2 separate regions of the Homo sapiens genome follow, and region 2 is linked to region 1. A link is a contact called in ENCODE Hi-C or POLR2A ChIA-PET data. All regions are on one chromosome and are shown on one strand. Each heading gives the region's core, a stretch centred on a gene start or an enhancer-like site at or near the end of the contact. The rest is flanking DNA. Distances are from core to core; before and after follow the strand shown. Region 1 holds the start of ANKRD65-AS1 (ANKRD65 antisense RNA 1). Region 2 holds the start of CDK11B (cyclin dependent kinase 11B).

What was found. A loop is a pair of places that touch in the nucleus more often than their neighbours do. ChIA-PET counts read pairs that join two places held with the same protein, here RNA polymerase II (POLR2A). Pooled maps may share reads with other maps.
Region 2: a loop to region 1 is called in a pooled map, with 4 times the contacts of the local background. The contact joins the promoter of CDK11B here to the promoter of ANKRD65-AS1 in region 1. A Hi-C loop is called at or near these places in 1 of 37 single-sample maps with no recorded cell type and 6 of 50 pooled maps. POLR2A ChIA-PET finds 5 or more read pairs at or near these places in 2 of 52 experiments (GM12878 and activated CD4-positive, alpha-beta T cell).

What each region holds. Positions count from the first base shown.
Region 1 is chr1:1,417,160-1,421,501 of GRCh38, forward strand. ANKRD65-AS1 (ANKRD65 antisense RNA 1) reads left to right here and starts at 3,007. Exons shown (of 2, transcript NR_187360.1): 1 at 3,007-3,405. It overlaps ANKRD65 (ankyrin repeat domain 65), which reads right to left and starts at 4,117. Exons shown (of 4, transcript NM_001145210.3): 1 at 3,974-4,117; 2 at 3,638-3,846; 3 at 2,893-3,433; 4 at 1,261-2,390. The coding sequence starts at 3,846. The coding sequence ends at 1,941. RefSeq lists enhancers at 1,090-1,169, 1,337-1,786.
Region 2 is chr1:1,657,754-1,662,017 of GRCh38, forward strand. CDK11B (cyclin dependent kinase 11B) reads right to left here and starts at 1,251. Exons shown (of 20, transcript NM_033486.3): 1 at 1,161-1,251. It overlaps SLC35E2B (solute carrier family 35 member E2B), which reads right to left. Exons shown (of 10, transcript NM_001290264.2): 10 at 3,725-4,264. RefSeq lists enhancers at 1,094-1,816, 1,248-1,337, 1,358-1,637.

The DNA.
Region 1 (4,342 bases), core at 1,757-4,256:
CAATTCTTCAACATATCTCAACTTTCTGCCTTATTACAAACTTTTAAACAACCAGTTAATATATTTCAGGACAAGAATTTACCGTATAACATGCTTTTCACATAAATTCAGCCTCCCCTTTTTTTTTCTTTTTTAAAGCGAACTTTTTTTATGTCTTTGGACTAGACTGTCTGAGGCCACAAGATTAAAAGTTACCATTAACATGTTACACTGTTAACTTTTAGCAAACTTCGCTTTTGTTGAAAACCTTGGAAGTTTGGGATTTCAATTATCCTTTGCTATTAATAAGACCTTGTTTAGTCTAAATTAACTTAGAATTGGTATAGATGGCCTCTTTTTCTCTCTGCTGGTCTTTCCTTGCCTCTGCCAGCCGCTTATGCTGCTGTTCTCTTAACTACCGTAGGGGGGAGGGGGTCTAAAACCTGCTCTAACTGTCCATGTACGGAAACTGGCCTGGGTGCCTTGGCTTACACGTTACCTTGTGTCATACCTTTGAAACAAGGGACCTGTCCAGGCTTCCTTCTGATGGCCAACCCACCTCTAATGCTGACAAGTCTATTTCACACAAAGTTGTAAGTTTTCCTGGTGTCAGAGTAACACCGTAATCTCCCTTAAATTCTTTCTTGAAAAATTTTTTTTAACATAGTTCCTAGTGGGGTGGGCTTATCTGTGCCTGACCCACGCTTCTTCAAGACAAAACACCACGCTCACACCACAAAACAAAAAACAGGTAAAAAGGGCACACACACACTTTTGCAGTTTACACCAAACCAAAATCAAAACCAAAATCAGAGTATCCAGAAATCCAAGCCAGGTCAAAACCAAAACCAAAGTATCACATGATCTCAGTCAAGTCAAAACCAGAACAAAGGTGCTAATGCAGGCACGCCGTGGGCGATCAGGCCACGCGTCTACTCAGGTGGAGTGGGGCAAGTTCCAAAGACTAGTCTTACCAGGTTTCAGATGTCCGGACTCCAAGTGCCAGTTCCTTCCCGGTGTTCAGCCACTGTGTTAATCCACCATGGGGGCCCGTTATGGGCTGCTCTGGCGAGGTGTTCCACCGAGGCAATTTCCTACCCGGGAGCGCTCTTTAGCTCACGTCACTCAGGCTGGCCGGAGTCCCCCGCAGGGATGCTCCACGGGGCAGGCCTAAGCCGCCTAAGGGGCTGCCTCGGTCGTCTGTCAGTTACCTCGTTTCCCAGTCAGGGAACCAAGAAATGTAGCAGGACGAGCCGCAGACAAAACCTCTCAGACACCCAGTTGTAGAAGGAAGGGCTTTATTCAGCTGGGAGCATCGGCAAGCTACTGCCTTAAAATCCGAGCTCCCCAAGTGCACAATTTCTGTCCCTTTTAAGGGCTCACAACACCGAAGATTTCACATGAAAGGGTCGTCATTGATTTGAGCAAGCAGGCGGTACGTGACAGGGGCTGCATGCACCGGCGGTCAGAGAGAAACAGAACACGGCAGGGAGTTTCACAAATGTTCTTCTATACAATGTCTGGAATCTATGAATAACATCGGTTTCTAAGTTATGAATTGATTTTCAACTACTGGGTTTAGGCCAGGCAGGCGCAGGCCTGGTTTCGGGCCTAGCGCCAGGCTGCCTGCCTGTCTTTGGTTTTACTTCCTTGTTGTTTTTTCTTAAAACAGGTACTGAGTATAAAACACTATGAGAGGGTCTCTCTTCCCTCATTGCCACAACTCATTCTTTGTTGAAGTATGGAGAAGGCTGGAGCTGCAGGGTCAGTGGGCCCTCCTGGGAGCTGGGGGCCATCCCTGGTCCAGCCAAGGCCTGTGACTGCAGCTCAAGCCACATCCCCTACTTTCTCCCATCCCCTCCTCCGGAAGCCTCTTCCCTGATGTCCCCTCCAGGCAGGCAGCCTCAGCCAGAGAGCCTGGAAATCACTGGGGCGGTGGAGCCTGGAGCCTGCTGTCTGGCTCAGCCCGTGGACTCTATGCCCTCACACTCCTTCTCCCCCCCTCCAAGTTCAGGCAGCGCCTGGGGCAGGTCCCCCTCAGGCATCTGGGCCACCTCGGCCCACTGCGTCCGCAGAGTGGGGCTGGCCCCTCGGCTCAGCAGAAGCCCCACGGTAGGCCCATGCCCTCGCTCTGCAGCCAGGTGTAGGGGGGTCTTTCGGAGCCAGCCGGTAGCATCCACCTGGGCACCCCTGTCCAGCAGGCAGCCGGCAACCTCCACGTGGCCTTCCCGAGAGGCGTGATGCAGGGGTGTGAGGCCCAGGGTGTCCCGCGCATCCACCTCGGCCCCCTGGGTGACCAGCAACTGGACGGCAAGCAGGTGTCCTCGGGCGGCAGCCCTGTGCAGCGCAGAGCGGCCATGCCTGTCCCTGATGCCTGGGTCTGCCCCGTGGCCCAGCAGCACCTCAATGTCCTAGAAGAGGAGAGAAAAGCAGGGGCCGGCCTCAGCCCGGTAGGCGAGGGGCAGAGCCACCAGGCGTTTGCCCAGCCCAGGCCTCTTCTGTCCCCGCAGCGGCCTGTCTCTCCTGACACCACTTCCTCATGTTGTGAGGCCGAACCCAAGGCTGGCCTGCTTGGAAACGTCCACTTTTCCCCCTAAGAGTCCTTAGAGCAAATCCAAGGATCTGCAGCCAACACCCTGCCCGCTGCCCAGGAACGGGGGTCTCAGGCACAGGCCCGGCGCTGGCGGAGAGTCTGTTGCTGCCACCAGCATGAAGCCGAGCCCCGGGCCTCGGATCCCGCCCTGGTCTCCACGGGACGGGGCTACACCGGAGGGGCACAGCCGGGGGCGCGCTCAGGGCCTTCGTGCCTGGACACCGTCCCCCAGCCTGGCTCCAGCTGCCCCGGTGGCACGTCTCTGGGGATCCTGGCCCTGCGCCCCCTCCCATCACTGCCGGGCGGAGGGCGGGACGTACCTGGGAGCGGCCTAGGGCGGCCGCCAGACCCAGCGCTGTGGCCCCCGCGCCATCCCGGGCGTCCACCCGCGCCCCGCGCGCCAGGAGGAAGCGCAGCGCCGCCCCGCGCCCCGCAGCGGCAGCCACGAGCAGGGCGCCGTCCAGGCCCGCGCCGCCGGCCGCCAGCAGCTCCAGCACCGCCAGCCGCCCGCCCGCGGCCGCCCAGTGCGCCGCCGTCCAGCCGCGCGCGTCCTCCGCCTCCGCTGCCGCGGGTCCCGGGCCCGGAGCCTCCAGCAGGCGCGCGGCCAGCAGCGTGTGGCCCAGGGCAGCGGCCCAGTGCAGCGGCGTGAGGCCCGTCCCGGAGCGAGCCGCCGCCGAGGCCCCGCGCTGCAGCAGCAGCTCGGCCACCCGCGAGTGTCCGTGCCAGGCGGCCTCGTGCAGCGCGGTGCGCCCCGCCCGGTCCACCGCGCCCACCGGGGCCCCTCGCTGCAGCAGGAGACGCACCAGGGGCGCGTGGCCCCGCAGCACGGCCAGGTGGAGCGGGGTCCGGCCTGCGTGGTCCCTGAGGAGGGGGCAAGGGCGTCGGCGCGGGGGTGGACCACTGACCAGAACCCCGCCCTGCCCCACCCCGTCCTGCCGCCCACCCAGCGCTGGGACCCCCGTCCTACCCCATCCAGAGAAGGGACTCCTCCACCCACCCAGTGCTGGGACCCCCATCCTGCCCCACCCAGAGAAGGGACCCCTTCACCCCCCAGCGCAGGTGCACCTCTCCTCCACGCTGGCACCTTGCCGCAGCAGCTGCGTCACCAGGCCTGCAGGGCCCCTCCACACGGCCTGGAGCAGGTGCCCCCAGCCCTGGACAACACTAGGCCCCTCTGTCCTGGTTCCCAGGGCCTCTTCGGAGTCCAGCTCCATCCACCGCAGTTCCTGTTCCTCCTCCTCCTCCTCTCTGGGCTCAGGCCTCTGGGAGTCCATCTGGGGGGGAGCAGGGATCCTACATCCACTGTGGAGGCCTCTGGCCTGCCCCCAGCCGTGTCCCAGGCCAACTGGAGCCCCCCATTCCAGTTACCACTTAGCCTTCAGAGGGGCTTGGCTCTGTTACCCAAGGGAGCTGGCTCAGGAGCTTTCTGCTCTGGCTGAGGGTCCTCTGTAGACGGGTTCTGGCCGAGGCTCAGCCTGGTGACCCTCTTCACAAAATCCCTTCTGCAGGCTTTGGGGTGGAGTGTCTGCTGCTGAAAAGCTGAATGGTGGCAGCTTCAGCCTTGCAGGGGGTGGGAGAACACAGCTGGTCCCCTGGGCCAGGCTGAGGCCACCTGACGCTGTTTACTCAGCCACTTAGGAAGGCCCTGCCTTCGGGCACAGCCCCCTGTCCAACATACTCCCTCCCCTGCTGGCTGCCAGGGCCCCAGTTCGGCTGCCCTCCTGGGGAACAAAGGCCAGGCGGTTGGGGAGGACAAGCAGGAACATGCTT
Region 2 (4,264 bases), core at 1-2,500, 240 kb after region 1:
CCCAGTGTGGTGGCGCGTGCCTGTATTCCTAGCTACAGGAAGGAGGCTGCTAGAGGCAGGAGGATCACTTGAATCAGAGAGGTCAAGGCTGCAATGAGCCAAGACTGCGCCACTGCACTCCAGCCTAGATAACAAAGTAAGACTTGGTTAAAAAAAAAAAAAAAAAAAAAAAAGTAAGCTCTAGGCTGAGGCGGGTGGATCACAAGGTCAGGAGGTCAAGACCAGCCTGGCCAACACGGCGAAAACCCTGTCTCCACTAAAAATACAAAACTTAGCTGGGCGTGGTGGCGGGTGCCTGTAATCCCAGCTACTCGGGAGGCCGAGGCAGCAGAATCGCTTGAATCCGAAAGGCGGAGGTTCCGGTGAGCCGAGGTCGCGTCACTGCACTCCAGCAAGACCCCGTCTCAAAAAAAAAAGAAAAAAAAACAAGAATGATAAGTTGTAAGCCAGGCAAGGTGGCGAGCGCCTGTAGTCCCATATACTCTGCAAGCTGAGATGGGAGACCGATTGAGCCCAGGAGTTCCAGGCTGAAGTGCGCTTGTGAACAGCCACTGCGCTGCAGCATGGGCGACAAAAAAGAGTGATGGGTTCTGAAAAATGACCGCTTGAAATCAAGTCTCGTTTCTGTCATTCTTGTATGGTCTTGGGTAACGTAATTCACCTCAGTTTAGTCTTCCGTACAACCAGAATAACAACACCTACGTGATAGTATCGATCGCGGATTAAAGATCATCCGTTTAAAGGCTCTTAACTCAGGACCTGCCACTCATCAAACACTGCTTTTACTGTCAGAATCTGCTAGAAAGACCGCTTGGACTACGTGAAGCCACTAGCACACTGGACAGCTGCACCTTGAGACCGGGGAGATGCTCCGAGATGTGCTCGCGAACAAGGCCACCTGACCCGGGCACTGGGCTATTTCCTCGGGTTCAGTCCCGCACACTTGAGGTTCAGCCTGGCAGACGTTGGCTCCAGACAGCGTTTGGACCCGCCGCCTCCACCACCCAAAGTTCCGTGCGGGATGAGACTGTCCGCGGAAGCGAGGGTGTCGCTCGCCCCCGGGCCCGGGTCCGCCCCGCTCCGAGGCCTGCTCGGAAGAAAGACCTCGGTGCGCAGTTCTCCTCGCGCTCCCACACCTGGTCCGCCCAGTCGGAACTCACCCCTACGCCGCCGCCGCTGCCGCCGCCGCCGCCGCCGGTCCCGGAGCCAGAGAAGAAACAGCAACCGGCGCGCGCCAAAAGTATCGTCACTTCCTGTATTGGCGCGTAATGATGATATAATAGCCGACCTCCGGCCCAGAACTCGAGACAACGACAGGGGCTCGCTCTGTGCGGCACTTCCTGTGTCTGCGCGGGATGATAACGCATAAAACAGCGCTTGCTCAGGTCCAGGACGCCAGAAGAAACAGCCCGGTGAGCGCACTTCCGACTTCGGCGCGGGCTGTGACGCAGGAATCGGGACTCCGGAGGAGCGACGCCCACTTTTGGAGCAGTTTGCGCCTGCGCGGAACGCGTGGCCGGCTTCCGGAATCCTACCGGGACTTTTCCGGTAGCGAAGCCCGCGCCTGTGCCAAGGCTTGCGAGCAGAATGCCTTCGCGATGGACGCCCGCATTCCACCCCCTTGACCGCTGGGACCCCTAGTGGCGGGTGGGTGGAGCGCGCTCCATTTACCTGCTGGTTACCTCGTGAGGCGCCTCAGGTCTGTGTGTCTTGTAAAGGCCGATCTCGGAATTTAACTCTGAACCTTACTCAGAAACAGGGCAGGGAGAGCTCTTACGATGTGATTTTATTTTATTTATTCATGTATTTACTTTTGAGTCGGAGCCTTGCTCTGCCGCCCAGGTTGGAGTGCAGTGGCGTGGTCTTGGCTCACTGCAGCCTCCTCCCGGGTTCAAGGAATTTTCCTGCCTCAGCCTCCCGAGTAGCTGGAACCACAGGCCCGCGCCACCACGCCCGGCTAATTTTTATATTTTTGGTAGAGACGAGGTTTCGCCATATTGGCCAGGCTGGTCTCGAACTCCTGACCTCAAGTGATCCGCCCGCTTCGTCCTCCTAAAGTGCTGGGATTACAGGCGTGAGCCACCGCGCCCGGCCTTTTACAATGTGATTTTGAAGCTGACACTGGCAGTGGGTCCTCAAAGTGCAGACTCACTGGGTATGGTGCTTCCCCCAACTCCCAGGGCCCCACTCCAAACCCATGGATTCAGAGCATTGCAGGAGAAGAGGATAAAACGAGCAATTAATTCCCTTTCCATATGTCAGGTTTTCCTCTTGACTTGAAAAGTCACAGAAAAATGCTTTAGACATCTGAATCTCAGGAAACAAACAATGGAAGATAAACATCCGCATTTACTGGGCCTGAAATGGGAAAATGAAAGATGTGGCAAGAAACTGACAAGGGCCCAAGAAGGGCGATGGGTATCGGAATTTTTTTCATCCCGGAATGAAATGCTGCTTGCTTTGTGTACCCAAGCTCTTTTTTTATTTTTATTTTTTTGAGACGGAGTCTCGCTCTGTTGCCCAGGCTGGAGTGCAGTGGCGCGATCTCGGGTCACTGGAAGCTCCGCCACCCGGGTTCACGCCATTCTCCCGCCTCCACTCCATTCGCCCGCATTAGGCTCCTGAGTACCTGTGACTACAGGCGCCTGCCACCATGCCCGGCTAATTTTTTTTTTATTTTGGGTAGAGACGGGGTTTTACCGTGTTAGCCAGGATGGTCTCAATCTCCTGACCTCGTGATCAGCCTGCCTCTGCCTCCCAAAGTGCTGGGATTACAGGCGTGAGCCACCGCGCCTGGCCTCCCCCAAGCTCTTAATGTTGCTTCCTGAGTTCTTGGTAACTGGGGAAATCTCCCTATTTTTTTATTTTTATTTTTTTTTGAGACGGAGTCTTGCTCTGTCGCCCAGGCTGGAGTGCAGTGGCGCAATCTCGGCTCACTGCAAGCCCCACCTCCCGGGTTCAACGCCATTATCCTGCGAGCCTCAGCCTCCCGAGTAGCTGGGACTACAGGCGTCCACCACTACGCCCGGCTAATTTTTTTGTGTTTTTAGTTGAGATGGGGTTTCACTGTATTAGCCAGGATGGTCTTGATCTCATGACCTTGTGATCTGCCTGCCTTGGCCTCCCAAAGGGTTGGGATTACAGGCGTGAGCCACAGCACGTTTTTTTCTGTTTTGAGAAAAAGTCTCGCTGTGTCACCCAGGCTGGAGTGCAGTGGCACAATTTTGGGTAACTGCAGCCTCCGCCTCCTGGGTACAAGTGATTCTCCTGCCTCAGCCTCCCGAGTAGCTGGGATTATAGGCGTGCGCCACCACACCTGGCTAACTTTTGTATTTTTAGTAGCGACAGGATTTTGCCATGTTGGCCAGGCTGGTCTTGAACTCCTGACCTAAAGTATCTGCCCACCAGCCTCCCACAGTGCTGAAATTATAGTCATGAGCCACCGTGCCCGGCCAAAAATCTCCAGTTTACCCTTCCTTTGTGAAATCTGTGAGTACCCAAATGCAGCCACTCATGTCAAACCCTAACAAAATCGACCCCAGAGCCCACGAGGAGGGGGTGGCCTCGCACTTGCGCTTGATAGGAGCTGCCACAAAGGCCTTTCCCAACCAGAACTTTGGGTTCAGCCACTTCTGTGAAGAGCCTCTTTGCTAGCAACAGCCAGCCCCACCGGTGAACAAAGTAGCATGAACACCAGAGTTCCACAAGGAAGAAAACAAAGCAGTCCATATTTAACATTTATTTTACTTTGCTGAGCAAGAATCATAGACAGCTACTACCACGGCTGCTTCGTTTGGACAAAAATAACGAGGAGGCATCCACGGGATTAGTTACACGGTATCAACTTACCACCACAGCAGAATCAACAGTGACTCGCTAATTAACAGAACCGTTTGCTAGAAAGCACTAATCTAGTTATATAAATACTGAAATAGGTCACATGCAAAACACTATAAACGTTTTGTGTGATGTACTTTTAGTTCTCCATAGTTTTGTTTGGTATAAAGGAAATATAATTTGGCTGTGACGTAGACTGTTGATGTAATTTTCAAGTTTTCCTGTATGGGGAAAGTTGCCCTGACTGTGGCCCTTTTCAAGGTGGAGCCTCCAACACCACGTTGGCAGATTCAGACTCCGTGAACAGTCTAAATGAGCAAGTCAGCTGAATGCCACTTTCAGATGGAAGGGAAATGAGATGGAAAACAACAAAAAAGGACTGCCAGGCGGAACAGTTTCCAACCGAGTTTTCGTTGAGTGAGGATCC